Regions from separate parts of the Homo sapiens genome. Here region 1 is linked to region 2. Evidence: chromatin loops called from intact Hi-C (ENCODE). Cell type or tissue: K562. All regions are shown on one strand. Links, peaks and the distances in the headings refer to the core of each region. The heading gives the core; the rest is flanking DNA.

The links. Hi-C counts contacts between places; a loop is a spot of excess contacts. Peaks named below come from ENCODE experiments on the same cell type or tissue, not always from the same donor. Only the 100,000 strongest peaks of a DNase experiment are listed, where the experiment ranks them.
Region 1: a loop joins it to region 2, with 5 times the contacts of the local background. A loop is called at or near these places in 75 of 110 quality-filtered maps.

Annotation. Positions count from the first base shown.
Region 1 is chr16:12,811,281-12,826,609 of GRCh38, forward strand. No RefSeq gene overlaps it. Among named protein-coding and RNA genes, the nearest start is that of CPPED1, 15 kb to the left of the region's middle. RefSeq lists silencers at 5,669-5,869, 8,255-8,334. In K562, for the core only: a CTCF peak has its summit at 8,255 (motif pointing left); a DNase peak (open chromatin) is centred at 8,281.
Region 2 is chr16:12,447,596-12,462,924 of GRCh38, forward strand. All of the region lies in intron 18 of SNX29 (sorting nexin 29), which reads left to right. Among named protein-coding and RNA genes, the nearest start is that of SNX29-AS2, 83 kb to the left of the region's middle. RefSeq lists an enhancer at 11,855-12,014. In K562, for the core only: a CTCF peak has its summit at 7,860 (motif pointing right); a DNase peak (open chromatin) is centred at 7,826; H3K27me3 peaks cover 2,393 bases.

The sequences.
Region 1 (15,329 bases), core at 6,161-11,160, 360 kb after region 2:
TGAGCTGACATTGTGCCATTGCACTCCAGCTCGGCAACAAAGCGAGACTCTGTCAAAAAAAAAAAAAAAAAAAAAAGCTCTAATCTAAATGTGCTGTTATTTAGAGTCCTAGATATAAGATTAAGAACATCATTTTCTGTACTGGGCTGTAGAATAGCCTCACTTCTTGAAGCAGGCAGAACAATTTGTCCTAACACTCAAGGACTCTGGGCTGCTGAGCTTTTATAGTTCTTCTGTCCACTTTTTATAGATCTTCTGTCTCCTTGCTCCCAGCCTGTGGGCAGTCACTCCTTGCTTTTTGTTGCATCTGTCTCTTGCAAGTCCTGTCTGTCTCCTTCCCTTGTTTCTCATCTGCCCCAGTTTGTGAAGCTGGATGACAAAGCTTGTTAAAACTATGAGCCAGGTTGGTTTATGGATTGGAGCCAGTAGGCTTGGCATAAGAGCGTAAGGCCGCATTTAGAGAGAAGCACTTGGGCCTTGCTTTGATGGGTATTGTCATTCCTGGTTAGGCTGTGTGATGGTTAATTTTATGTGTCGACTTGGCTGGGCCACAATGCTCAGATATTTGGTCAAACATTATTCTGAATGTTGCCATTGTTAATGGTGGAGGGTGTCCAGGTTCTTGGCATCTTGAACAAAGAATTGGACAAAATGCACAAACAAGGAAAGAATGAAGCAACAAAAGCAGAGATTTATTGAAAATGAAAGTACACTCCACAGGGTGGGAGTGGGCCTGAGCATACGGGCTCAAGAGCCCAGTTACAGAATTTTCTGGGGTTTAAATACCTTTTAGAGGTTTCCACTGATTACTTTGTGTATGCCCTATGTAAATGAAGAGGCTAAAGTGAAGTTACAAAGTTACTTACTTGGCATACACCCTATGTAAATGAAGAAGATGAAGTAAAGTTACAGAGTCATTTACTAGCTGTATGGTGTATGCCCTATGTAAATGAAGAGGATATTTCCTGTTATAGCTGAAGTGTTTCCATTTGATTTAGTTCTAGGAAGTCCTTAGATTCCCTGCCTCCAGGCCCTCTTCTCCTGCCTCACCATGGAAATGTTTTTTTGGGTTTTTTTTTTTTTTTTTTTGAGATGGAGTCTCGCTCTGTTGCCCAGGCTGGCGTGCAATGTCACGATCTCAGCTCACTGCAACCTCCGCCCTCCAGGTTCAAGTGATTCTTCTGCCTCAGCCTCCCAAGTAGCTGGGATTACAGGTGCCTGCCACCACACCTGGCTAATTTTTGTATTTTTAGTAGAGATGGGGTTTCAACATGTTGGCCAGGCTTGTCTCGAATTCCTGACCTCAAGTGATACGCCCACCTTGGCCTCCCAAAGCGCTGGGATTACAGGCGTGAGCCACCGCACCTGGCCTAGGGGTGTTTACATATTACATTACTACAGTTACATTTGGACTTGGAGTGCAACAGATTGCCCTCCATAATGTGGGTGGGCTGCATCCAGTCAGTTGAAGGTCTGGATGAACAAAACACTGACCTTCTCTAAGCAAGAGAAAATTCACCCAGCAGACCTCTTTGGACATGAACCACAGCATCAGCTCTTCCTGGTCCCAGCCGTCTGGACCACCTTGCAGATTTTGCACTTGCCAATCTCTCTCTCTAGACAATCTATACACAGTCATGCATCACTTAACGGCAGGAATAAGTTCTGAGAAACATGTCATTAGGCAATTTCATCATTGTGTGAATATCATAGAGTGTGCTTACACAGACTTAGATGATCTTGCCTACTATGCACCTAGGTGGTGTGGTATAGCCTATGGCTCCTAGGCTATGCACCTGCACACCATGCTTCTGTGCTGAATACTGTAGGCAGGTGTAACATAATGATAAGTATTTGTGTATCTAAACACATCAAAACATAGAAAAGGTAAAGTAAAAACACAGTGTTATAATATTATGGGACTACCATCATATGTGAATATATGTGTTAGGTTGTTGACCAAAATACCATGCAGCATGTGACTGTATATACAGTCTTGGGACCCCAAAATCACTAAGGCAAAGGGAAAAGTCAGGCTGGGAACAGCATCAGGCAAAACTGCCTCCCATTTTATTCCTAAATAAGATAGCTACAAAAATAAAAACATTACATACCTCCCTCACAATTTGCCCACAAGGAAATTCCTTGTGGACAAAGGACAGATATAACTCAGTCATCCCTCTGCTCATATGAGATAAATGCATATCTGACTGCTTCCTCTGCCGCTTTCTTCCTTCCTTCCTTTTTTTTTTTTTTGTTTTAGATGGAATCTCCCTCTGTTGCCCAGGCTGGAGTGCAATGGCGCAATCTCGGCTCACTGCAACCTCTGCCTCCCAGCTCCCAGGTTCAAGGGATTCTCCTGCCTCAGCCTCCCAAGTAGCTGAGATCACAGGCATGTCCCACCACGCCTGGCTAATTTTGTACTTTTAGTAGAGACGGGGTTTCACCATGTTGGTCAGGCTGGTTTTGAACTCCTGACCTGAAGTGATCCACCCAACTTGGCTTCCCAAAGTGTTGGGATTACAGGTGTGAGCCACCACGCTGGGCTTTTTCAAGTGATTCTCCTGCCTCAGCCTCCCAAGTGACAAGGGGGCTGGGCATGGTGGTTCACATCTGGGATCCCAGCATTTTGGGAGGCCAAGGGAGAGGATCATGTCAACCCAGGAGTTCGAGGCCAGCCTGGGCAACATAGCAAGACCCCATATCTACAAAAAATACAAAAATTAGCTGGGCATGGTGGCACATGCCTGTAGTTCCAGCTACTCTGGAGGCTGAGGGGAGGGCATCATCTGAGCCCAGAAAGTCAAGGCTGCAGTGAGTCGTGATGAGGCTACTGCCCTCCAGCCTGGGAGACAGAGTGAGGCTCTGTCTCAAAAAAAAAAAATTATTTTGTGTATCTGAAATACCAATTTAATTGAGCATTCATATTGTATCTGGCACCCGTAGGCTAGTATCTACCATATTGGACAGCACACATGTGGAACATTCCCATCGATGCAGAATTTCTATTGGACAATGCTGATTCAGAACATTCATGAATAACCTGTAGCCAGTGAATCTTTCCTGTTGCTTCGGTTCTTCTGTCCGATGGCCTACCTCTGGCATGTGGGACAGAACAGCCGTAAGTATGCTCACCTTCTCAAATGCAGTTCTCAGCCTTGGAAGCAGATAGTACTAATTGTTCCAACTATTTTTCATCCAGAAACTTGAGTTTAACTTACCATTTAGGCTTTCTTTTCTACCTCCCCTATATTGCTTAACACTCCCTTGTAAATTACTTTCTGGATGATAGTGGAGCTTACTGTTAACTTTTTTCTTCTTCTCCTTTTTTTTTTTTTTTTTTTTTTTTAAGACAGAGTTTCGCACTTGTTGCCCAGGCTGGATGCAGTGGCACGATCTCGGCTCACTGCAGCTTCCGCCTCCCAGGTTCAAACGATTCTCCTGCATCAGCATCCCAAGTAGCCAGGATTACAGGCACCCACCACCACGCCTGGCTAATTTTTTGTATTCTTAGTAAAGACGGGGTCTCATCATGTTGGCCAGGCTGCTCTCAAATTCCTGACCTCAGGTAATCCACCCGCCTCGGCCTCCCAAAGTGCTGGGATTATAGGCATGAGCCACCGTGCCAGGCCAACTTTCTAATCTTCATTTTTTTTTCATCTGAATAATGAACCCAGCCTCCTGAAGCATTTAAATATTTTGCAATTGTTCTCTTGGGTTGTGAAATGAACTTTTCCCCCTTTTTCAACAAGAATAAGAATATTCCTGAAAGCTCCACTCCACTGAACTCAATTGTGCATTGACCGTACAACTTAAGCTCTTTGCAGAGGTATGAGCTCCCCAAGGCTTATGTATCCATTAGAATACACCAAGTGTCCAGAACAGGACCTGACACATAGGAAGCCCTTAATGAATACAAAGCCCTTAATAAAAAGACCCTAATCAAAGTGGAATTTGCTTCTCGGTTAAACTTACTAATGTTGAGAATCCCAAGGGCAGATTCCAAATTCCATTTAGTTTCTCCATGAATCTTGGTATTGGATGAGTTTACAATGAATAACAACAACAGAATTTTACATACTTCAACCCCCACCTCTTGCCTTGCTGTTTGTCATATATTCTTGCAAAGTAACTGTAGTCTGTTCTGGCCCTCTCAGGATGACATTTTTGTCACTGGGGGCCAGGGCAAAATTGAAAGCCACCAGTTTTGTCGGAAAACACTGTTGATACATGCAACCCTTTCTGCGTTTCATTTTCTTTCTCTATCTTCCCCCTGCTGGGCACTGTTTGATTGAAACCAAATCCTGTGTTTGCTAACATCATAACTGTGCTTTGTTTCCTAAGAGAAGGAACACATGTCTGAATCTGTCAGCTCTTACTGGTTTTTATCTTCCCAAAGCACTAGCTTGGTTTTTTATTGAGCATTTAATATTCTGGACTATAAGGTCTGTACGCAGAGGCACTCCAACAACAGGATTCTGGATTTTCTCTCTTGGGACTCTGAACATATTAGTCTCAATTAGTGGTTCTCAACCCGGGCTGCACATTAGAACCGCTTGGGGAGCTTTTGAAGCATATTCGTTCCAAGACTTCACCCTGGGAATTTCTGATTGGATGAGTTTTGGATGAGACCTCAGCATTGCTCTTTCAATGTCCCAGGTGATCCTAATATGAAGCTAGGGTGAAGAACTGCTTGTCCACACTCTAAAATAAGCCAACTGGCTGGGCGCAGTGGCTCATGCCTGTAATCCCAGCACTTTGGGAGGCCGAGGCGGGTGGATCACTTGAGGTCAGGAGTTCGAGATTAACCTGGACAATATGCTGAAGCCCTGTCTCTACTAAAAATACAAAAAAAAAAAAAAAAAAAAAAAATTAGCCAGGCGTGGTGGCGCATACCTGTAATCCCAGGTATTTGGGAGGCTAAAGCAGGAGACTCACTTGAACCTGGGAGGTGGAGCTTCCAGTAAGCTGAGATCATGCCACTGCACTCCAGCCTGGGTGATAGAGTAAGACTCTGTCTCAAAAAAAAAAAAAAAAAAAAAAAGAATAAAATAAAATAAGCCAAGCACCTGAGTCAAGTGAATGGCAAGTGAACAATACAGCCTATTGCTGCTGGTGTGAGGAGACAAATGCAATACACTGCTGAGTCACTGGGCACTGGGATACATACCTTTTCATACAGAGTCCTATTTAAGCTTCACCACAGTCTTGAAATTTTATGCATAGGATTGAATGATTGAAGAGTGTCTTCAGAAAATTCATGTCCATCTAGAACCTGTGAATTTGATCTTAATTGTAAGACAGGTCTTTGCAGATGTAATCAAGTTAATACTCATACTGGATTGGAGTGGGCCCTAAATCCAATGACTGATATCTTCTAAAAAAAATTTTTGGCCAGGCACGGTGGCTCATGCCTGTAATCCCAGCACTTTGGGAGGCTGAGGTGGGTAGATCACTTGAGGTCAGGAGACCAGCCTGGCCAACATGGTGAAATTCCTTCCTTACTAAAAATACAAAAATTAGCCAGGCGTGGTGGCAGGTGCTTGTAATCTCAGCTACTCAGGAGGCTGAGGCTGGAGAATTGCTTGAACCCAGGAGGAAGTGGTTGCAGTGAGCCGAGATTGCATCATTGCACTCCAGCCTGGGCAACAAGAGTGAAATTCCATCTTAAAAAAACAAACAACAACAAAAAAATTATAGAGTGTTCCTTCTCTTGTTTCCTAAGAAAAGGAACACATGTCTGAATCTGTCAAGTCTTGCTGGTTTTTATCTTCCCAAAGCACTAGCTTGTTTTTTTTTAGATTTTGTTTGTTTGTTTGAGATGGAGTCTTGCTCTGTCACTCAGGCTGGAGTGTAATCTCAATGGTGTAATCTCAGCTCGCTGCAACCTCTACCTCCTGGGTTCAAGCAGTTCTCCCTGCCTCAGCCTTCCGAGTAGCTGGGATTACAGGCACCTGCCACCATGCTTAGCTAATTTTCTTTCTTTTTTTTTTTTTTGTATTTTTAGTAGAGATGGGGTTTTGCCATTTTGGCCAGGCTGGTCTCAAACTCCAGACCTCAAGTGATCCACCCACCTCGGCCTCCCAAAGTGCTGGGATTACAGACGTGAGCCACCAGGCTTGGCCTAGCCTGTTTTTTTTTTTTTTTTTTTTTTAATTGAGGATATAATATTCTGGAGAAATAAGGTCTGTAGCTAGAGGCACTCCAACATCAGGATTCTGGATTTTCTCTCTTCAGACTCTGAGCATATTAGTCTCAATTAGTGGTTCTTAATCCTGGCTGCACATTACAATTTCCTGGGGAGCTTTTCAAGCATATTCGTCCTAAGACTTCACTCTGGGAGTTTCTGATTGGATGTCATGTTGCCCAGCTGGTCTTTAACTCCTCGGCTCAAGTGATCCTCTTGCCTAGGCCTCCCAAAGTGCTGGGATTACAGGCATGAGCCACCGTGCCTGGGCTGATGTCTTTTAAGAAGAGAAGAGGACACACAGAGAAAGCAATGTGAAGACAACCACAGAGATTAGAGTGTGTGGCTAGGATGCATCTATAAGACAAGGAATATCAAGGATAACAGAAAACACCAGAATCTAGGGCCCAGCATGACGGCTCACGCCTGTAATCCCAGCACTTTGGGAAGCTGTGGTGGGAGAATTGCAGCCTGGGCAACATAACGAGAACCTGTCTCTGCAATAAAATTTTAAAAATTACCTGAGTGTGATGGTGTGCACTTGTGGTCCTAGCTACTCAGGAGGCTGAGGCGGGAGAATTGCTTGAGCTTAGGAGGCAGAGGTAGCAGTGAGCTGAGATCACACCACTGCACTCTAGCCTAGACAACAGAGCAAGACCATTAAAAAAACAAAACTGGTTGGGCGTCGTGGCTCACACCTTTAATCGCAGCACTTTGGGAGGCTGAGGTGGGTGGATCACCTGAGGTCAGGAGTCCAAGACCAGGCTGACCAACATGGAAAAGCCCTGTCTCTACTAAAAATACAAAATTAGCTGGGCATGGTGGTACAAGCCTGTAGACCCAGCTACTTGAGAGGCTGAGGCAGGAGAATTGCTTGAACCGGGGAGGCAGAGGTTGCAATGAGCCGAGATTACACCACTGCAATCCAGCCTGGGCAACAAGAGTGAAACTCCCATCTCAAAAACAAAACAAAACAAAACAAAACAAAACACCAGAAACTAGGAAGAGGCAAGACAAGGAAGGATTCTCCCCTGGAGCCTTTAGAGGAAGTATGGCACCACCAATACCTTGATCACAGACTCCTGGCCTCCAGATATGAGAGTGAGTCTATTTCTGCTATCTTAAGTCACCCAGTTTGTGGTACTGTATAATGGCAGCCATGGGAAACTAATACAGATTGTTATTGTTGCCATTTGATGGATGAGAAATCTGAGGCAGCGTGAAGGATGCAAAGAAGTTAGACGTGGGTCCCACCACCAGGGCTGTGGGAAGGCATCACACGTAGATTGAGAGCTTGGAGGCCACAGAACTGGGTAGCATCTCAGCCCCACCACTGGCCATATAACCTTGAATAAGTCCCCTAGTCTTTCTCAACCACAGTGTCTTCATCTTCAAAATGAAATACTTCATAGAGTTTTGGGGGAAATGAAATAAGAAACTGCAGGAAAACACACATTGACCTGCACGTGGTTAGCTCTCAAAAATGGTACCTGGGCCAGGCACAGTGGCTCACGCCTGCAATCCCAGCACTTTGGGAGGTGGAGGCAGGCAGATCACTTGAGGTCAGGAGTTTGAGACCAGCCTGGCCAACATGGTGAAACCCTGTCTCAACAAAAAATACAAAAATTAGCCAGGCATGGTGGTGCGTTCCTGTAATCCCAGCTGCTGCTAGGGAGGCTGATGCAGGAGAATTGCTTGAACCCTGGAGAGGGAGGCTGCAGTGAGCTAAGATCGCGCCACTGCACTCCAACCTGGGCAACAGAGCGAGACTCTGTCTCATAAAAAAAGTAACTGTTATTATTATCAGCATTAAACATTAATTTACATCAATAATTAATTTATTAATTAAATTAATTTATATTAATTAAAATAAGTTAATTTATATTAAATGTTAAATACATTATTTAACCTGTATGAAATAGATGAAACTGGCCAGGATGCTTTCAAGAGGGGGAGGAATCAGAATTTACTTCTGATCTTGTGCTCTGCCTTCATCCCCTTAATGTGGCTCAATTGCGATCTTTGGTCAACAAAGTCAACTGGCGGAAAGGGAGGAGGGTCTTGCGCGCCCCCTGGAGGTGAGAGTGGGTAACAGACTGTGCGAGGAGGGAAGGGAAGAGAATACATCCCTGGGTGGTTAATGGGGCCAGATGGTGGAGAACCTTGAGTACTAGTGTATTAGTCCATTTTCATGCGGCTAATAAAGACATACCCAAGACTGGGTAATTTACAAAGGGAAGAGGTTTAATGGACTCACAGTTCCACATGGCTGGGGAGGCCTCACAATCATGGTGGAAGGCAAAGGAAGAGCAAAGGGATATCTTACGTGGTGGCGGGCAAGAGAGCGTGTGCGGGGGAACTCCCATTTATAAAACCATCAGATCTCATGAGACTTATTCACTACCACGAGAACACTATGGGGGAAACCGCCTCTATGATTCAATTATCTCCACCTCTCCCTGCCCTTGACACGTGGGGACTGTTCCAATTCAAAATGAGATTTGGGTGGGGACACAGCAAAACCGTATCAGCTAGGTAGAGGAGCTGTTTTAAGACAGACAAACCATGGTTGTGGTTGAAAGGAACTGAGCATGAGGAGAGCAACTGAGCCCTGAAGTGGCTAAATGTAAGGGTCTGGAAGTCGGAATGAAGAAGAAATGAAGGGAGGGATGCAATGAGAAAGACAGCAAGACAGAAATCACAGGCTTGGGTTTCTAGCCTGAGAAAATCGAGAAAAAATGATTCTGCTCTTAGAAATGGGATACTGGGAAAAGTCAATTTTATCTTAAAAAAAAGAAGAGAAAGAAAGAAAAAGAGTCTGGGCGCCATGGCTTATGCCTGTAGTCCTAGCATTTTGGGAGGCCAAAGCAGGTGGATCACCTGAGGTCAGGAGTTTGAGACCAGTCTGGCCAACATGGAGAAACCCCATTTCTACTAAAAATACAAAAATTAGCCGGGTGTGGTGGTGTGCGCCTATAATCCCAGCTACTCAGGAGGCTGAGGCAGGAGAATTGCTTGAACCTGGGAGGCGGAGGTTGCAATGAGCCAAGGTCACTCCACTGCACTCTAGCCTGGGTGACAGAGCAAGACTATGTATCAAAAAAATAATAATAAAATAAAATAAAATAAAGAAATAATGAAAAATATTTAGTTTTCTTTTTTTCCTTTCTTTTCTTCATTTTTTGAGACAGGGTATTGCTCTGTCATCCAGGCTGGAGTCCAGTGGCACAATGTCAGCTCACTGCAGCTTTGAACACCTGGGCTCAAGCAATTCTCCCACCTCAGCCTCCCAAGTAGCTGAGACTAAGGTGGGTGCCACCACACCTGCTAATTATTTTCCGTAGATACGAAGTCTTGTTATGTTGCCCAGGGTGATTTCAGACTCCTGGGCTCAAGCGATCTTTCCACCTTGGCTTCCCAAAGTGCTGGGATCACAGGCATGAGCCACTGCATCTGGCCCATGATTTAATTTTTGAACAAGCAGATTTTGAGGGATTTTGAAGTGAGAAAAGCCGAATTCTGGTTATGGCTCTGCCAAATGTGAACAATGAACCCATCACATAACCCTTCTGAGCCCAAGCCACTTGATCTTTAAAAAAAGAGGGCACTGGCTGGGCATGATGGCTCACACTGGTAATCCCAGCACATTGGGAGGTCAAGGTGGGTGGATCACTTGAGGTCAGTAGTTTGAGACCAAACTGCCCAACATAGTGAAAGCCCGTTTCTACTAAAAATACAAAAATTAGCTGGGTGTGGTGGCGCATGCCATTAGTCCCAGCTATTCGGGAGACTGAGGCATGAGAATCGCTTAAACCTGGGAGGTGGAGGTTGCAGTGAGCTGAGATTGCACCACTGCACTCCAGCCTGGGTGACAGAGTGAGACTCTATCTCAAAAAATAAAAATAAATAAATAATGGAGGCACTGCGTTAGATCAGAAGAGCAAATGGGTAGCAGATATGGTTTGTTTATTCTACACAGGGTTTTACATTTTAATTTTCTAGCAACATTTGACAATTGGGAGATGATACACAAAAGCTCAGACTTGTGCCTCCAGAAACTGGCAGAAGCTGATCCCTGTAGATAGGACATGTGGTCCCCTGTTTTTCCACAGCCCCCACCATGCCCTATTGTATTCCTGATGGTGAGGTCCAGTATCAGTTGCCATTTGCCACCTACACCCAGCCTGCTTTATATTTATGTTACCTTCCTGGCCCCCTGAGCCATTCAGTTTGAGGTCTCTGGATTAAACACTCTCTAAAGTTCCTTTCAGCTCAGTGTGTCTATAGTTCACCTCTATATCCACTGGAAATACAAGTCCAGTGAGAAATCAGAGCTAGTGGTGCAGATTTGGAAATTACATGAGTAGAGATGATAGTAAGATCTTTGTATGAGTCCATTTTCACACTACTATAAAGAGCTACCTGAGATTGGATAATTTTATGAAGAAAAGTGGTTTAATTGACTCATAGTTCTGCAGCCTGTGCAGGAGGAATGGTTGGGGAGGCCTCAGGGAACTTACAGTCATGGCGGAAGGCAAAGGGGAAGCCGGCACGTCTTCCCGTGGCAGAGCAGAAGAGCGAGAGGGTGAAGGGGAAAGTGCTACACACTTTTGAATAAACAGATCTCATGAGAACTCACTATCACAAGAATAGCAAGTGAGAAATCCGCCCCCATGATCCAATCACCTCCCACAAGGTCCCTCCTCCAACACTGGAAATCACAATTCGATGGGAGATTTGGGTGAGGACACAGAGCCAAACCATATAACCCTTGAGCTACATCATGGGTGTAAGTGTAAAAAAAAAAAAAAAAAGAAAAAAAAAGAAGAACAGAGAACTGAGGACAGAGAATATTCACCTATGGCTAAGGATGGTTAAGGTTAAGAACATGAGAAGGATGAAAGGACACAGAAAAGAAGAGTTTAGATGGAATCGTGCTAGGTAATGGAAACAAGAGAAGTCTCAAGGAGGCTGTATTAGTCCATTTTCATGCTGCTGATAAAGACATACCTGAAACTGGGCAATTTACAAAAGAAAGAGGTTTAATGTTTTTACAGTTCCACATGGCTGGGGAGGCCTTGCAATTATTGCAGAAGGTGAAAGCCATGTCTCACATGGCGGCAGACAAGAGAAGAATGAGGTAGCTTGTGCAGGGAAACTCCCATTTTTAAAACCATCAGATCTGGTGAAACTTATTCACTATCATGAGAACAGCATGGGAAAGACCCGCCTCCCGATTAGCTGGGATTACAGGCACTCACCACCACGTCTGGCTAATTTTTGTATTTTTAGAAGAGACAGGGTTTCACCATGTTGGCCAGGCTGATGTCAAACTCCTGACCTCAGGTGATCCACCTGCCTTGGCCTCCCAAAGTGTTGAGATTACAGGCAAGAGCCACTGCGCCCGGCCCTCAGCTGTGTTCCTGAGCAGTGCTGGCCACTGTCCCCAGTGCTGTGCTGTGACAACCCACCATCCAGTTGTAAACATCTCTATCACAATGTGCACAACAGCCGCAAGCACAACACAGTATGACATTCAGCCATGCAGTTCTTGACACAGATTATTAGAGCAAAAGACATTCAAAAACAAGAGAGCAAGGAGATTTGCTTTCCTGTTTTGTCCCTGCCTTATGAGAAGAAGCTGTTCTTTGGAAACAGTATGTCCTGGGTCAAGTCCATGTTAAAAATTACATGAAGCTAACACTGGCTCAAGGCTTTTAGAGTCCCAAGAACTGCAATCGTAGTGCCCCTTTCTTCGTAATGGAAATAATACCAAAATCAGGATGAGAAAGCCCAATAAAATTCTGATGTTTTTCTATCATTGGCACTTAGATGCTTATATTTTTGAAATATTGTATATCGAATTCTTTCCAATTTTTTTTTTCTCCTTATCCAACCCTTTTTTGCTGGTGGACTGTTCATGTTTTCTTGGCCATCTGAGTGTTCTGACGTTACAGTTAATGCAAAGGGTAATGTGTGAAATTGAAGGAACTTCTTTAAACCTCCACGGAAGTTTTATTGCCTGATAAAATTATGGTCTTCATGAAATACTAAAGCAATAAAGGACAAATGAGTTTCTTTTATTTTCTTTTTTGTTGTTGTTGACATGGTTTTGTTCTGTCACCCAGGCTGGAGTGCAGTGGCGCAGTCACGGCTCCCTGCAGCTTTGATGTCCCAGGCCCGAGTGATCCTCTCACCTCAGTCTCCTGAGTAGTTGGGACTACAGGCACACACCACCATGCCTCGCTAAATTTTTTTTTTTTTGACACAAGTTCTTGCTCTGTCACGCAGGCTGGAGTGCAATGGTGTGATTATGGCTCACTGCAATCTTCACCTCCCAGGCTCAAGTGTTCCTCCCATTTCAGCCTCCTGAGTAGCTGGGACTACAGGTATGCATCACAATGCCTGGCTAATTTTTTTTTTTTTTTTAAGAGACGGGGTACAGGGTTTCACCATGTTACCCAGGCTGGTCTTGAACTACTGGACTCAAGTGATCCACCTCCTGTGACTCAAGTGATCCACTGGCCTTGACCTCCCAAAGTCATTGTTTTGCATGGCCTAGGAATGTTATTTTGTCAGCTGTTTTCTTTACTTAATACGCTGATGTCATATATACCAATATATATGTGTGTGTATGTAAATGTTGATATGCCATATATGTGTATGTATAAAATAGTCCACAGTTTTACAGTTGCACGTGGATTCTGAAGTTGTTTCAAATGCTGTTCTTTTAGGTAGAACTCTATGAAATTGCTGTGTTCATTGGTCAAAAATGGCCAAATACCAGTCATTTCATATGGTTCAACCTACTATCTATGAGGACTATTGCAATAAACAGCTTAAATATATTGGTGCTCTTTTTTGGAGAATTTCTTTAGGATAAGTTCCTAGAAATGGGATTATTGGGCTAAATAGCACATACACATAAATTGTTGATGGGTTTTGTCACCATGTTCTCTTTCCCATCAATAGTGTAAGGGGCTCCCCAATATCCCTCACACTTGGCAAACTAAACTATAAGTTATGGGTAAACCAGTTTACTCTTTTTTTTTTTTTTTTTTTTTTAAGATGGAGTCTTACTCTGTCACCCAGGCTGGAGTGCAGTGGTGCAATGTTGGCTCACTGCAACCTCTACCTCCCAGGTTCAAGCAATTCTCCTGCCTCAGCCTCCCAAGTAGCAGGGACTACAGGCGTGAGTCACCATACCCAGCTAAATTTGTATTTTTAGTAGAGACAGGGTTTCACCATGTTGGCCAGGCTGGTCTCGAACTCCTGGCCTCAGATGATCCGCCTGCCTTGGCCTCCCAAAGTGCTGGGATTACAGGCTTGAGCCACTGTGCCCAGCCCTAAACTGGTTTACTCTTATGAAGTATGTATGCACTCCTCTTTCTGTGGATCTTTGTTTCCCGTTGCCTCTCTTTGGGGTGATCTTTCCTCTGGCATGCAGATACTCAGGTGCCCCCCTCAACTTGCATTGCACAAGAATCAGGCAGTAGAAACTGTGAGCCCAAACAGATGTGCCAGACAGGTCTCAATCAATTTAGAAAGTTTATTTTGTCAAGGTTAAAGACATGCCTGTGACACAGCCTTAGAATTTCCTGATGACATGTGCCCAAGGTGGTTAGGATACAGCTCGCTTCTATACCTTTTAACTAGACATCAGTCAATCAATACATGTGAGATGTACATTGGTTCGAGCTGGAAAGGCAGGACAACTCGAGACGGGGGCTTCCAGGTTATAGGTTGATTTAAAGATTGTCTGGGCTGGGCGTGGTGGCTCCTATAATCCCAGCACTTTGGGAGGCTGAGGCGGATGGATCACGAAGTCAGGAGTTCAAGACCAGCTTGTCAACATGGTGAAACCCCGTGTCTACTAAAAATACAAAAAATTAGCCTGGCATGGTGGCGGGTACCTGTAATCCCAGCTACTCGGGAGGCTGAGGCAGGCGAATCGCTTGAACCCGGGAGGCGGAGGTTGTAGTGAGCTGAGATCACACCATTGCACTCCAGCCCAGGCAATAGTGTGAGACTCCATCTCAAAAAAAAAAAAAAAGAAAAAGAAAGAAAAAAAGAAAATGAAATTATGAAAAAAAAAAAAAGATTTTCTGATGGGCAATTGACTAAAAGAGTTAAGTTATTATCTAAAGACCTGGAATCAATATAAAGGAATATCTCGGCTATGATAATGGGTTGTAGAGACCAAAGTATTATCATGCAGAAGAAGCCTCCAGGTAGCAGGCTTTGGAGATAATAGATTGTAAATGGTTTTTTTTTTTTCTTTTCTTTTCTTTTTTTTTTTTTTTTGAGACAGAGTCTTGCTCTGTCTGTCGCCCAGGCTGGAGTGCAGTGATGTGATCTTGGCTCACTGCAACCTCTGCCTCCTGGGATCAAGCGATTTTCTGCCTCAGACTCCTGAGTAGCTGGGATTACAGGCATCCACTACCATGGCCAGCTAATTTTTCTATTTTTAGTAGAGATGGGTTTTCACCATGTTGCCCAGGCTGGTCTTGAACTCCTCCTGGCCTCAAGTGATCTGCCTGCCCTGGCCTCCCAAAATGTTGGGATTACAGGCATGAGCCACCGTGCCTGGCCTGTAAATGTTTCTTATCAACTTTAAGGTCTGTGTTGATGTTAATGCTGGTTGGCTTTTCCTGAATTTCAAAAGCAGGGAGAGTATAAGGAGGCATGTCCGACTCTCCCCCAACCATGGTCTGAACTAGTTAGGTTAACTTTGGAATGTCCTTGGCTAAGAGGAGGGGGTCCATTCACATGGGCCTTAGAATTTTATTTTTTGTTTACAAAACTGAAACTGTGCCTCCTTTTGTGACAACTGTAACATTGAATTTCCTGGTATGTGATTTCTAAAAAAACTGATTTATATATTTAAAATTCCTGTATATCACATTAATTATTTCCTGAGTTTGGTGTGCATCATGAGTACAGAATATTATCAATAAAATAAAAGTAAATTTAAAGTAAGCTGACAAGGTGCCAGCTCCAATGTTAAGCATTTGTTTTATTGAATCTTTACAGCCACGCTGAGAAGTAAGTATTGGCATCCACATTTTACATAGAAAAAACTTGGGCTCAGAGAGGTTAATTCTCTCATCCAAGGTGGCATAGCTACTGTATTGATGATCTA
Region 2 (15,329 bases), core at 5,048-10,047:
AATCAATATTCCCTTGCTGTGAGACCCGAATGGTGGAAACCAGTTGGCTGAGGGGACTAATTGGAGCCTTTTGAAAATTCCCTGGCTGGAATTGAGATGCAGGTTAACAGATAAGATTGCCAGCTCGTGTGTTATTTTTCAAAGCTCTCTCCTGAGATTGTGTTTGTCACTTGGCGAGAGTGCTTCATGTGTCCCACAAAAGCGGGAACAGCCCCACCACTCAGAGAGCCCTCTCTTCCCTGTACCCTGCCCCTCTCAACACACATCTGAGTGTCTCCATTGCTGGCACGGTTGTCAGGAAGACACTAGGGAAGGGCTTTTATCCAATGGGATAAAAACCTCCCCCAAATCAGCTGATGGTAGCTGAGATCATTCACATCTAGCACCGGGAAGGCCTAGGATTGGGGCTTGGGAATGATGATGATGGTGGCGTTCCCGGGATTGTGCTGATTGTGGATGTATGAGGCCTGTGTCTCGCAGTGGCCCCACCAGGGCAACAGCAAAAATGACGTTATTATCTCCCCATTTATGGATGAGCATTGAAGTTCAGAGGGGTTAAGCAAGGTGACCAAGGACACATAGCTTGTAAGTGACAAAACCAAGGCTTGCGTCCGGGTCTGTCTCACTTCAAAGCCTGTGAGTTTCCAGCTGACCACCTTTCCATGTCCTCCTTGCAACCCCAGTGAACTTCCCTGAATCCCCTTCCTCAGATCCCTGTCTTTGGTCAAGGATGGTGGTGATGGTGACAGACACCAGCTGAGTATTGGACAGCGTTTTTACCTGATTCCCATGATACATTGCCATATCTTCAATTGCTGGTGAACATGTTTTTCATAAAGTGCAGATTATTAAATTGTTCAAGGCAATTGGGAACTCTTTTTTTTTTTTTAGGCCACCAAGTCAGTGATCCTGTTTGACTGCAGTTATTTTTCATGGTGACACCTCCTGCTTATGTACAGCCCAACATCTGGTGGCATACTAAAGGTTCTGAGAAGTTGATGAGAAAAGAGCAGATGACTTCTTTTTTTTCCAGAAAATCCTCTTGCCCTCATTGTTGGCTGGAAAAGCCTGACTTTATCGCATTCCACCCTGCTAATTATGGGAGTGGCTGCCCAGTGCTCAGAGACAGAACTGAGACTTTCCCTGAAGTGTCTGGCTCATAGTCATGTCTGTCAGTCTTTCTCCAAGACAACAAGCTGTCCTGATCAGGTGCATCAAACTGCCTTGCATCCAGCTCTACCCATTTTCTTCTAACTAAGCATCTTTCTTTGCCTTTTGGACGGTAGTGATTTGCTTTGGTTTTCGCATTCACTAGGCTCTACCCATAGGTACCAGGTTGACTCCCAGTGATTATCTCTCCAAGCTAGGGGAAGAGTTGCTGGCTGCAGGGCAGGTTTGCATTGAGGAAGAAGACTCAGTTTAGTTTCAACGTACATGTACTACGCAACCTAATTTCTGCTGGATATGGTGCCCAAAACTGGGGATAGAGAGATGAGACATAGCTCCTTACCCTCAGGTGGTGCTCAGTCTAGTTGGGGTGGTTAGGGAAGGCAGGCACAGCAGCAGGGGATAGGGAGGAGGAATAGTGATAGACCTTGGTCTAGGGCATTGGAGGAACACAGAAGTTGGGTAGAATTGAGGAGAGGAGAAGAGACCAGGGAAGGATGTTGCAGGGTGAAGATGCTGGAGGCAAGCCCTCCAAGATAAGTAGAACTTAGCCAGGCAAAGAAGGCACGGTGGGGACAAGCAGAGGGAACAGGCTTGAGAATAGGCACGGCAAGGACAGGGATCATGGCATATGTGTGAGCTTGGAGTGAGCTGGTTTAGGTGGATTATGCAGTGCAAAGCAGGTAATGATGTTTGTATTTGGCATCTTAACTCACAAGTGACAGAAAACCCAAACCAAACTGGCTTACAGAAAAAGGGAATTTGTTACTCTCTGTAAGTCAGTAGTCTTGGGGTAACCTGGCTGCAGGCACGGGTTGATCAGGGGCTCAAATGCAGCACCTCCCGTGCTCCAGCTGTGCATCTCCCTGCTCTGTTTTCTGCATTTAGAAGTCACAATCACTTCAGAAGCTATTTGTCTGAGGTTACGCAGGTTGCATCCAGGCCTGTCTCACTTCAGAGCCTGTGGGTTTCCTGCTGACCACTATCCCTTCTCTTCCTTGCAACTCCAGTGAACTTTCCTAAATCCCATTGCTGAAATCCCTGTCTTTGGTCACAGATGGTGGTGACAGGGGCAGACAACAGCTGTACATTTGACAATGTTTTTACATGATTTCTGATATGATTTGGCTGTGTCCCCACCCATATCTCATCTTGAGTTGTAGCTTCCATAATTCCCCACGTGTTGTGGGAGGGACCCGGTGGGAGACAACTGAATCATGGGGGGCGGTTCCCCCATACTGTTGTTATGATGGTGAGTAATTCTCAGGAGAGCTGATGGTTTTATAAGGGAAAACCCCTTTTGCTTATTCTTGTTCTCTCTTGCCTGCCACCATGTAAGAGGTGGCTTTGCTCTTCCTTTGTCTTCTGCCATGATTCTGAGGCCTCCCCAGCCATGTAGAACTGTGAGTCCATTAAACCTGTTTTTCTTTATAAATTACCCAGTCTCAGTATGTCCTTATTAGCAGTGAGAACAGACTAATACAATTCCCATGATATATGGAGACACTCAGTTGTGTGTTGAGAGGGGCAGGGTGCAGGGAAGAGAGGGCTCTTGAGTGGTGGGGCTGTTCTAGCTTTTGTTTGGGCACATTCTCAAACAGCCTTTCTTCTCATGGGCAGGAGTCAACTGTGGAAGCTGCAAATGGGATCAACTTGACTTCAAGTCAGTGAGAAAAGGGTACAGCTCTCTATCCCATTAATTGGAAAAGCTGCACCCAATCATAGGCAATGATGTGCCCATTCCTGAACCGCTTGCTGTGGCCAAGGGAATGAGGTGCTCTGATTGGCTGAGGCCCGAATCATAGGCTCTGTCCAGCACACACGGTGTGAGAGAAGGGAAGACGGAGGCTTCCCGGAGAGTGGTCAGGCCACGGTTACCAAAGAGGGTGCAATATGAACCAGGTGGCCCAAAGGATGAGCTAGTCAGATGGGCTTTGTCTGCTTGCTGAAGAGCTTGGGCATTGACCCAGAGAATTTAAGTGGAGGAGTGACATGGTATGATTGGAGCTTTAGGCCAATCATTGTGGTGGCACTGGGGAACCTAGGGTCGATCAGGGACCATTTGGAGGTCCTGGCAAGTACAGCTGATGAAGGACCAAGGGCAGGAGTGGAGAAAACCCAGAACACATGAGGAGGTAGAAGTGCCTGGACTTGATACAGCATCCCCCTGCTTGCCCAGTAAGCAAACCGAGATGAGCTCCACCAAGCAGTTGAGTCAGGGACCCAGTACTAGGGAATAACAAGGCTTCTGACCATGGCTCTGCACAGAATATGCACCTTCTACAAGCAAGGGAGAAAGTACGTCTCCTGCCCCCAAAGTAGCCACTTTTGTCCTTGAACAGAAGAGCCGCAGAGGTACTTACTGCTATTTTTATTGATTCAACAATCTGCTACTCGCTGGCCTCCAAACTCCTGAGAGTTATGAGCTCATTACTGCCAACCACATTCCTCTAAAGTACACATTAGGTTCATAAACACAATTTCAGGGCTCTGTGCGAAATGGAGATGCTCTGTAATAGAAAATTAGCTTCTTCCCCACCAGCTCCACCAAGTTTATGTTTCGTCTCCTTGGATGGCAGTATTCTTGGTAGGGGAGAGAAAGCAATCCATGGAGCTGGGAGTATTAGAGGCTGATTGCCGAGTAGGAGCCTCCTCTTGTCCCCAACCATTTAATGATCCGGTGGCTGCCCAATGTGTGGGATGACCTGTGACCTGCTCTGTTCTATTTACCAACCAAAGAGATTCCATGCAGCAGCCTTTTAGCATTAACAGAAATAGGAAAGGCTGCCATGCACTGGTTGCATTCAAGAAACGGATGGGGCCGGGTGCGGTGGCTCACGCCTGTAATCCCAGCACTTTGGGAGGCTGAGGCGGGTGGACCATGAGGTCAGGAGATCAAGACCATCCTGGCTAATGGGGTGAAATCCCCATCTCTACTAAAAATACAAAAAATTAGCCGGGCATGGTGATGCACACCTGTAGTCCCAGCTACTAGGGAGGCTGAGGCAGCAGAATCGCTTGAACCTGGAAGGCAGAAGTTGCAGTGAGCCCAGATCGCGCCACTGCATTCTAGCCTGGGTGACAGAGCAAGACTTCATCTAAAAATAAATAAACAAACAGATGGTTTCTAACCAAACTGGCCTTACCGGATACCTCCAGTTCTCTCTTTCTTAAAATAAGGGAGTGATGTCTTTGGCCTGGATAAGCAGCTTGAGCCATATGGTTCTTCTGGATTCAGCTCTAGAAAGGGCCCATGCTCAGCTGTTTAGCTTTGGACAGTTATTGAGCCCCACTGAAGCTCAGACCTGTCATCTGTGGGATAGGGTGCTGGACCCACCCTGAGGGATTATCATGAGGCTTAAATGAGGTAGAACAGCTGTAGGGAGCTCAGTGCAAGTTCTAGCTGAGTGGCCCTGGGCAACTCTGAGATAATGCCCTTCAGTGATTCTTGGCCAGGGGTGGTTTTGTTTTGTCCCTACGGGGACATTTGGCAATGCCTGAAAGCATTTTTTATTGTCACAACTGGGGTGGCTGCTACTGGCATCTCATGGGTGCAGGCTAGGGATGCAGTGGAATGTCTCACAATGCACAGGACAGCTCCCATACAAGACTGTGTTCTCAATAGCGGGTAGCCGTCAAATGGTAAGTGCTCTGTGCCAGGGACTGTGCTAAATGCAGAAAGTCAGAGATCAGAGGCAGATGCCCACCGCTGAGTACACCGCTCCGTAGAGACCAGAGGAGTTCAGAGGAGAGTTGCCTCATACAGCCTGGAGGCAGGATGGGGTGAGGGGGTGAAGGATGGCTTTGTGGATGGGGAGGGCATCTGAGCTGAGTCTGGAAGTTGCTCCAATCATTTTCTCTCCTTCTTCAGTGGATGTGAGGGAGGGTCACCAGCCCTGGGGACTGGTGTCGGGAAGAGGTAGCTTGCATCTGTGACTGCCAGACCCCTCCAAATGTGAGGTCACATGGGCCCATGGGTGTGAGGAGAGGAGCCGGGTGGTGAAGGTGTCGGCAGGCATGGTGCTGTGGGACAGGAACTGTCACCTCTGCTCCGACATGAGATCACAGGTCTATCTATCCTGTTCAAGTTGGGTTTTAAAATAAAATTGCTCCTTGTTCTGACTGCAGCTGTCATTTCTTTTGTTATTTCTGAGGCCGTTTGTTAGTAAGAGGAATAATTTAGAGCTTGGAGGTGGACTTCGTCTTGGCTAGTTGCTAGGCACCCACTTTCTCAAGGCACGGGGCCCTAGATGCAAAAAGGATCCCCAGCAGTAAGACCTGGGGCTGTCTCACTTGGTGGCAGCATGTGCCTCCCCTCCCACCCTTCATTCTCCCAGGCGTATAGACAGCAGAGTGCCAGTGTGGCATTTCCACAGACGAACCAACTGCTGTAAGCCTCTGAAACAGGAATGTTACATATATGGCTCTCATGCCACCTGGCCCTATTCACCTGTCCATGGCAGACGTGGCCAATCAATCACAGACTTTCTCATCGAACTCAGATGCATTCTCAGAATCATCCCCCACATGACCACCATCTTCCCCAGGCAACCACCACTGTACACTAGAGTAGGCAGGTAGCTCTAGACTTGGCAGGTTTGCCATCCTTGCTGGAAATCCTTACTGGCGGTGTGACCCTGGGCACATCATATAACCCCAATTTATTTCCTCTTAAACAAAATGCAGATGCCTAATGCCTACTTTGCAGGGTTGTTGTGAAAACGAAGAGAAGTAAAAACAAACAAAGTGGCTGTCATGGAGTCCAGCTGGAGTAAGGGCTCAGTAATTTTTTTTTTTTTTAAGAAATGGGGTCTCACTGTGTTGCCCAGGCTGGTCTTGAACTCCTGGTCTCAAGCAGTCCTTGTGCCTCAGCCTCCCAAATTGCTGGGATTAGAGGCATGAGCCACCTCGCTGGCCCTCAGTAATTGTTCCTTTTCTTGCTTTTTGCATAAAAGTTACCCTTCAAAGACTGCAGTGGGACTTGTGGTTCATTTAATTCTGCTTGATATTGTCATTTATCTTTTCAGCTGTATTTGTTTGAGTCCTCAATAAGACTGTAGGCATTTAGATGGCAGGGAAGGTATCTTTGGAATTTTTTTTGTCCCCTGGCCTTCCATCAAGATGTGGTAATTGGATGTATAGGAGTGTGGCAGACACTGCTAGTTGCTTGCTGAAAATAGCCATGGGTTTTTTTTGTTGTTGTTTTTTTCCTTATCTCTTAGTAACAGAGCCCTGGGCATTATGCCCACATAGAAAATAGTAAATTTCTCAGCTTCCCTTGCAGCTACATATGGCCATGTAACTAAGATCTGGCCAGTAAGATATAGGTAGATGTATTGGTTGTGGCTTCCCAGAAAGGCTGCTTATACCTCATCTGCGTGGTACATGCCTTGCCTTTCTGCTTCTTGTTGCCTAGAATTGAGATATGATAGGTGGAACTCCAGCAGCCGCCTTGGGCCATGTGGTAACCTGGGGGATGGCAACTCTGCAGCTAAGATCGCAGAGCAGAAAGATGGACGGCCTCAGTCCCTGATGACTAAGGAGAGCAGCCATCCCAATTCTGGACTGCCTCCCTGCAGACTGCTTGTCCATCAGAAAAGAAGCCCCAAGTGATTAGACCCCAGCTATTTTGGAACCAAATGCGATTCCTACCTGATGCAAAGAGCTCTTTGAGTAGAGGCTGAGAGAACTGCTGCCCAGAACTCTAGAGGTGACATAGCACATGGCGTTTAGGGACTTATAGTCAACAGCTAGTTATGAGTTTCCATGGGCCACAGGTGCTGCTGGCGAATGTGGCTTGCTGCTCAGTTGAAGAGCGAACATCGAAAATAACCCGAAGAGAGAGGTGAGGAAGAACAGATCAGGCAGGGCCCTGCAAGCCACGTCTGGGAATTTAGACTTGAGCTTGAGTGCAGTGGCGCATCATTGGAGGAATGAATTTATTTATTTATTTTTATTTTTTATTTTTATTTTTTGAGATGGAGTCTCACCCTGTCACCCAGGCTGGAGTGCAGTGGCGTGATCTCGGCTCACTGCAACCTCTGCCTCCCAGGTTCAGGCACTTCTGCCTCAGCCTCCCAGGTTCAGGCACTTCTGCCTCAGCCTCCCGAGTAACTGGGACTATAGGCATGCACCACCATGCCTGGCTAATTATTTCGTGTTTTTAGCAGAGATGGGGTTTCACCATTTTGGCCAAAGTGGTCTCGAACTCCTGACCTCAAGTGATCCACCCGCCTCGGCCTCCCAAAGTGCTGAGATTACAGGCATGAGCCATCACGCCTGGCCCGTTGGAGGACTTTAATTTACACTTGGGAACCATTGCTCTGGCTGTGGTGTGGAAAAGGAGTAGGAGGCAAGATAGCTGGTTTTGTCCCTCCTGACAAAGGTTTCCTCCTCCTTCTAGACGACCTGAGTCTGTTAGCCAGCTCCAAGACGCCCTTCTCCTTGGTAGAACCCCACCGAGTCTGATTTGGGTGGCAAGTTAGAGCTTGGTCTACGCCTGGGGTTTCTAAAGCCCCCACACCTCGTGGCCCTTTTGGCTGGGACTTCCAGACCCTGGGTCTACCCCATCAAGGACTTTTTTTTTGAGAACCTCCAGCATTCCTGGTCAGCCACACACCAGGCAAGCCCTGCATACCGGCTTGGCCAGCACCCGCCGTGGCTGTAACTGACCTCTAGGTGGCGGTGGCCACCTGCTGCCACTCTGGCTCCCAGAGCCCTGGCCAAGGAAGTCCTCTTTCTCCCCACATTAGCCAGTGTTCCTTGTCTCTTCCCTCCCTGAGTTGTGGATCCCGGGACCTACCTGTTTCTTCCTCTGTCTTAGGTGAGACTTTTCTGACTTCCCAGTTTTCGCTGCTATGAGTGTCGGTAACTTCATCCAGTAGGCTTTGCAAAGTCTTTATTTGTGCAGAAGGCTGGAGGAGGTGTCACAGTGCCACACACAGAGACTTGCATATGCAGACCTTGGTCTTGACTGTCAGAAGCGTCCATCCTTTGCTCACTGCCAGATGCTTATAAGCAAGGATAGATGAGATGTAGGTGGCCCGGTATGGAGGGTAAGCCCTCCCTCCTTCCTTCTTTCCTGCTTGCCTTCTTGTTTCCTTCTCTTCCTTCCATTTATCCATCCATCTACCTACCCACCCATCTAGCACCCGTTGGGCATCTCCAGGAACTGAGGGCTCCTAGGGGTTTCCATCTTGGTTCTTGCCCTCAAGGAATTCATTGCATAGTAAAGATGAAGACTTGTAAAGGTACAATTGCAAGTAAATGTTCAGGTGATGTTCATTTATTCATCTGTTCATTTGTTTGTTCATTCATTCATTCATAGTATTGAATATCCATTATTTCCAGGCACTGGTCTGGGTACTAGGGCATAGTGAATAAGACTCTGGTCATGTACTCCCAAGAATATGTATAATTAGTATTTGTCAATTAAAAGAATAAAATCTTAAAATGTGCAGAGCTTACGTTCAGTGGAGAGAGGACAGCAAGCCATCAATAAATAAAGTCTTGATATGTACCACAGATTGAGGTCAGCAGCTGCGATTGCCTGCCATTTCAAATGATTCATCTTGTAAACAGACAGTGTCAACCTATGGCATCAATAAATACAGCACGATACTGGAAAAAACTAGGCAAGATAATTGCTCATTATACCAAATGCTGTGAAGAAGCAGAGAGAGAATGATGGTAGAGGATAGTTTTGGGGTGGGGTAAGGGTGTATACTGGGTGGCATGTGTGCACGTGTGTGTGTGTGTGTGTGTGTGTATGTGCATCTGGCGAAAGTGATGTATACCTGGTGGGGCAGTGTGTGAGTACTTGGTAGTGTGTGCACCTGGTAGTGTGTGCATGGATGAGCATCTGATGGGGTGTGTGCATGTGTGCCTGAAGGGATACGTGTGTGAGTACTTGATAGTGTGTGCACCCGGTAGCATGTGTATGTATATGTATCTGGTGGAGTATGTGCATGTGTGCCTGGGGGGATGTGTGAAATTGCCTCCTTTCAGGGAGAGGATGCATTGGGATTGTGAGCTTTTCCAAAGGTGGAAAGGTTCTGAGCTGCTGGCCTTCACAGAGACGTACCTAGGTTGATGGGAGCTGCTCAGGAGCACCCTCTGAACTCCCAGAAGGCCCGGGGCATTAGCATCTTGTCTGCCGATGGCCTCCAGAGAGAACACTGTGCATCTCAGGACCAAAGCAGTGTTTGAGTTGCATTGACAGAGTTGATTGTGATACTCGAGGCTTCCTTTGCCATAATGCCACCCTCTTCTAGTGGGCAGTAAGCTGTGATGTCAGACCAGACCCCTTTACCCTTTTCTTCTCCTTACTAAGTAGCAATACATTCAGGGCAGGTCAAGTCACATTGTGTGTTCATGTAGCATTTAAGGAGAGTTCAACCCCTTTCCAGAATTGCTAATAACAGTACAATAAACACCGGTCATGCTTTATGCATGTGTTATGTCACAACCCTCTTAGGTGGGTGCTAATACTATCCCCGCTCTATAGATGCTAAAACTGATGCTCAGAAAGGTAAGGTAGGTTGGCCAGGGTTGTCCAGCTGGCAGGTGGTGGAGTCGGGGGTTAATTGAGGCAGCAGTTCCCACAGCCTGCACTTTAACCTCTGTTCTCTGGAGTGGGGCCTCCCCACTCTTAGTGATTGGGAGGCATCTGTCTGTGTTTTGCAGAGATACGGCAGGTCTCAAGAATGGCCCACACTATACCTCAATGCCTTGTCTAGAGCCTGAGCTCTTTCTCTACTGCTTCAGGACAGGGTGGTCTGGAGGAAGAACACAGATTAGGTGGGGGAAAAGACAAAGGTTCAAATCACGTCTCCACCACTCACTCTGGGTCTTTGGGCAAGGCCCTGTTCACACCTCATTTACCCATCATAAAAAGACTTGGACCAGGCAAAATGGCACACGTTAGCCTCTGCCGTGGTGCTTTGCAAGCCTGCAAGATGGAAAAATGTTCATCCCAGCCCCATCTTGTATGTGAGGAAATTTTAAAACAAAATTGAATGCTATCTTACGGGCATTGTTATGAGAGAGAAATGAGTACATTGGGTAAATTAACTGTATTACGATGTTTGTGGTCTGCATACGGGTGCAATTTGATTGCGTGGGGAGACAAAAGAGGGTTCCTCGTGATGACTAATACATCTCTTTAAACATACATTAGAGAGAGGTGCAGAGAGTGTGCCTATCACATCTGAAATGTTCTATTGTTCTGTTTGTTTTTCATTACTCTGAAATGATTACTGCAAAAATTCCTAAATTGGATGCTTTTCAAAGAGGAAGATTAAAGACCATAAGCACAGTCTTGCAGCTGTGCAAAAAAGACTGTGCATCTGTAGATGGATGGAGAGCCTTAACAGCTTCACCTTGGGCTCTGCACTGCACGTGGAGAAACCTCAGGCCCATTGGGAAGTGGCAGCCACGTTCCATCTGTGAGCCCAGAGGGACCTTAGTTGGCATTTTGTAGCATATCTGCCCCGAGCTGACCACCATCTGCTTGGCATTATTTAAAACCTCTTAAATGCATTTCGGCGGGGGACAGGTCTCCATAACACTGGGACAGGGAGGCAGAAGTCTTCTGGAGAAACCAGACGGAAACCTTGCCTGGTTGCAGAGGAGGAAGAAGCATCAAACGCGAGCCCTATGCAGACACTGAGTGGTCTTGCTTCTGTGGCTGCCTGAGAAGTTGCAGCTCTTTGATTAAAGATCAGTAGTTATTTGAGGGTTTTGTATTTATTATGTACATTTTGTTGTTAGACAGCTATCACTGGTCCTGTTTCTAGAGGGAGAAAGGAAGTATTTATACTCTTGGTGTTGGCTGCAAGGTTGTCCCAGCCAACAATTCCCAGTCACGGCGAAGGATACAGGAAGGAGCTTTGAATTGTGTAGATGAGTTAGAAGGCCAGTTAAACCCAGAAAGGGCAATGCTGTGAGCACCAAGGAGGAGGTAGCCTTTGGAGTGTGTCGCAATCCACTCCCCTTCTCTTCCTGCACACGCCGCACACATGCGCAGAGGCAGGCTCTGGCCACAGCTCATTGGCCCAGAGTGAGCACTCACACAGGAGAAAACTACCCAGATACTGGCCCAATCAGATTCTCTGTTGGTCTCAGGTCTTTTCACTACAAGTGGCAAAATCTTACCTTGAGCTGGCTAAAACAAAACAATTTTTTGCCTTATATAAGTAAAACATTCTGTTGTAGCTTGATCTAGGGTCTCAGCTATTCTCCTTCCTCCTCCCTTTCTCCCTTCCTCCTCCTCCGCCCCCTCCTGCTGTCTTCTTCCCCCACCTCCTCCTCCCCGGTCCACTCCCCCCTCCTCCCACCGTTTCACTCTCCCCTCCTCCTCCCATTTCACTCCCCCCTCCTCCCCCTCTCCACTTCCCCTCCTCCCCTATCCTCCTACCCGCCTTTTCCCCCTTAGGTTCTGCGTCTCTGTACTGTGTTCTCTAGTAGGTTCCTCTCCTGTGGGGCTCACCAGCAGCTCTGAGCTTAGATCCTCACAGGCCAAGAAATGTGGCTATGAAACCCCTCAGCTCTCTCCCTGTCATACAGGCTCCTGATGGGCCTGGATGGGGTGGAACACCCTCACGGTGGTGCATGCAGGACTTTGATTTTCCCAGCCTTGATCTCATGCCTACTCTAGGGTCAGAGCTGGAGCGGGACCCATAGGGAGCCCAGAGACAGGCTGGGTGGAGAGTGGGTCCCTAAAGGAGAACTGAAGAAGAGGAAGTGGATGGCAGGCAGAGAAAGACAACCACTGTTCGCACGGAGGCTTCCTCCTGGACCATGCGGGATTATGCCTCAGAGCCTGGGTCAGTCTGCATGCACGTGGGGCTGGGTGGAGGGAGTGTCATATCTAGACCCTGAGCTCGGGAGGTGGAGAAAGCAAACTTGCAGGGAGGAAGCAGGATCCCTTGGGTGTGCAGAGGAGCAGAGCAGCATGGCCTCGCAGCTAACCTTGGACTTGGGTGGCTTTCTGGTCACTGGTCCTGCCCCTCAGGAGGCCCAGCAGTCTTTCCAGCTCTTGCTTTTTTTGAGATACCCTTGTACCCGTCCAGTAATACCCCATTTCCCCAAAGCCATAGTGAACTGGCCTTTCTTCCTGGTAATCAAAGAGTCTGTGACTAAGAAGATAGAAGGACCAGCGACACCATCGGCCTAGCTCACAGAGTTCCTCTCCAGAAGAGAAGTGCCTGGCTCCCAGTGTGGTTGGAAATATACCGAACAGAAGCATGGCTCAGCTTCCATGCAGCCAGAGAAGCTCCTGATTCTGTAAAGCATAGTTAGCTGTGGCAGGAGGGAGAGGGCCATTCAGGATCACATCAGAAGGTGACATGCTAGTGGCCGTCCTGGCTGAATCACGACCTCCCCAGCCCATTCCTTCTCACAAGAGCTGTTTTGCCGAATGAGACTTCATCACCCAACCACGGCTCGCAGCCAGACGCAGCCGAACAGGCCTAGTGCGGCTGAAACTTTCCTTCAGAGGGGGAAACCCTAAAACTGTCTGCTGGGCATAGTGATTTCTTTAGTATTTTCAGAGTTGAGTGCCTTGCTTGTTCAAATGCCAAGATTATTTTTAAGTCCATTATATTCTCACTGATTTCCTATTGTCAAGAACATTTTATTTGGAAAGGTCTTAGTGTAACCAAAGTAGAAAACTCCTTCTATATTTTTAGCTTGGTCTTCCCTCTTGTTACCTCCTCCTCCCCCTGGCCAGCTCCTCTTCATCCTTCAAGGCTTTGCTCAGCCATCACCTCCTCCAGGAAACTGCATTCCATGTCACCTCTCCTTCTGGCCTCCTGTGCATCCCTATGCCATAACACTTATTCCACTGGACTATAACTTTTTGGCTGGCTGGCTGCCTCACAAATGTGTGAACTCTTTTTTTTTTTTTTTTTTGAGACAGAGTCTAGCTCTGTTGCCTAGGCTGGAGTGCAGTGGTGCGATCTCAGCTCAATGCAACCTCCGCCTCCCGGGTTCAAGCAATTCTCCAGCCTCAACCTCCTGAGTAGCTGGGACTACTCAGGGTGCATGCCACCATGCCCGGCTAATTTTTGTACTTTTAGTAGAGAGAATTTCGCCATGTTGGCCAGGCTGGTCTCGAACGCCTGACCTCAGCCTTCCAAAGTGCTGGTATTACAGGCGTGAGCCACCGTACCCAGCCAAATGTGTGAACTTCTTTAGAACAGGCACATTGCTTTTGCTAATAATAGCCGACTTTTGTTAAATATTTAAATGTTAAGCAAAGTAGTTGATTTTCAAACACAGTCCTAGAAGTTAGATGCGATAATTGCCCACATTTTACATTAAGAAATTGAAGCATGTGTGGAGAGCTTTAGCAAATTACTGAAGGTCATACAACTAATGAGAATATGAAATCAAGATTCTATCTCAGGCAGCCTTAGTCTTATTGTGTCCATAACCACTGCTCCAAACTATTGGCTCAGCTCAGTATCTCTCCTTGGAGCCACCACAAGTCTGGTGCCTAGTAGGTGCTCAATAAACATTGGGTGAACTTCAAGAGATTGGATACCTGTGAATGTGCAGCTGGGCTGACTTGGAAGGAATTTCCAGAGGTGGTTTTGCTGCTTCTATTACTGTGACGAGGGGTAGAGGCACGTTTGGCTTCCTGCCTGCATGGAATTTTGCAGTCAGAGCAAGTTCTAACCGCAGCCCTTCACTCCTTCTCTCCAAGACAAATGGAAACTTATTCTGTTCTTAAAACTCGTCTCCTCTATCAGAAGCTTTTTCAGAGGCTCTGGTGCTGAGGCTGCAGGGTGAAAAGTAACCTCCCATCCGTCACAGCAATTCTGCTTCGGGTTGGAAAACAATTTGAAGCATCGCGTCTTCCAAGAGGAGTTTTCCTTTAAATTTTTTATGATAGAAAATATTCAGGCTGGCCAGGTGCCATTGCTCACACCTGTAATCCCAGCACTTTGGGAGGCTAAGGCGAGCAGATCACTTGAGGTCGGAAGTTCAAGACCAGCTTGGCTAACATGGTGAAACCCTGTCTCTACTAAAAATACAAAATTAGCCGGGCATGGTGGCAGGTGCCTGTAATCCCAGCTACTGTGGAGGCTGAGGCAGGAGAATCACTTGAACATGGGAGGCGGAGGTTGCAGTGAGCTGAGATTGCGCCACTGCACTCCAACCTGGGTGACAGAGCGAGACTCTGTCTCAAAAAAAAAAAAAAAAAAAAAAAATATATATATATATATATATATATATATATATATGTATACACACACACACACACACACACACACACTCTTATATATGAGAAAATATCCAGACCAGTGTGGAGATCAATATCTCAAACACCCTGAACACCCTGGGCCTCAGCTGTGGCTTCGCTCTGGGTGCTGGGCTCGATCTCTTGCCATAGGTCTAGTCCCCAGCGAGCTCTCAGTCCTGGCCCTGCAGCCTGGGCTGGACCCTGCTTCCATGGTCAGCTTCACTTTCCGCCATTCACTCTTGGACATTGCCTCTTTTTTCCTGAAGGATAGAGACGTGCCTTTCATTTTGGGATGTGACTTGCCTTTTCAAGTACCTCTACAGTTTAGTCTTCATCCAATTGTATCTGGGGAGAAGAGGGAGGATTGGAGGTGTGTTGTCTTCACAGTGCCAACCAGGAGTCCCACTTAACTTGAAAAATAGCATTTAATTTTTCTGTTACCAAAGTCTGTTCAGTAGAAGAAAGAAATCTGGAAATCTTGAAAGAAGATAAACAAAATAAAAATCTATCACCATTCAGAAATAGCAGCCACTGTTAATGTTTTAATTTGTATCCCAGTCTTATTTCTGGGGATTTCATTATACACACACACACACACACGTGACTGGAGTCATACTTATCAATATATCATAAGCAGTGTCTTAATTCCATGATTTCAGAATAAACAAGGGTCCAGCTTCTATTCCTCACTGCCTCCCCCAAACCCAGGAAGACTTGGCAGGTGTTTGTATCTATGAAGAGAGAAGCAGAAGCCTGCTCTACCTTCACAGGGAAATAAAAAGCTCTATGCAGAATATCAGTGCCGCAAATGGAGCAGCCTGTTTAGCAATGCACATGGCTAAGGGGGGATCATGTGCATGACTCAAATATCCAGACTGCAACATGTGACTGCAGGATGAAGTCATACTTCCTT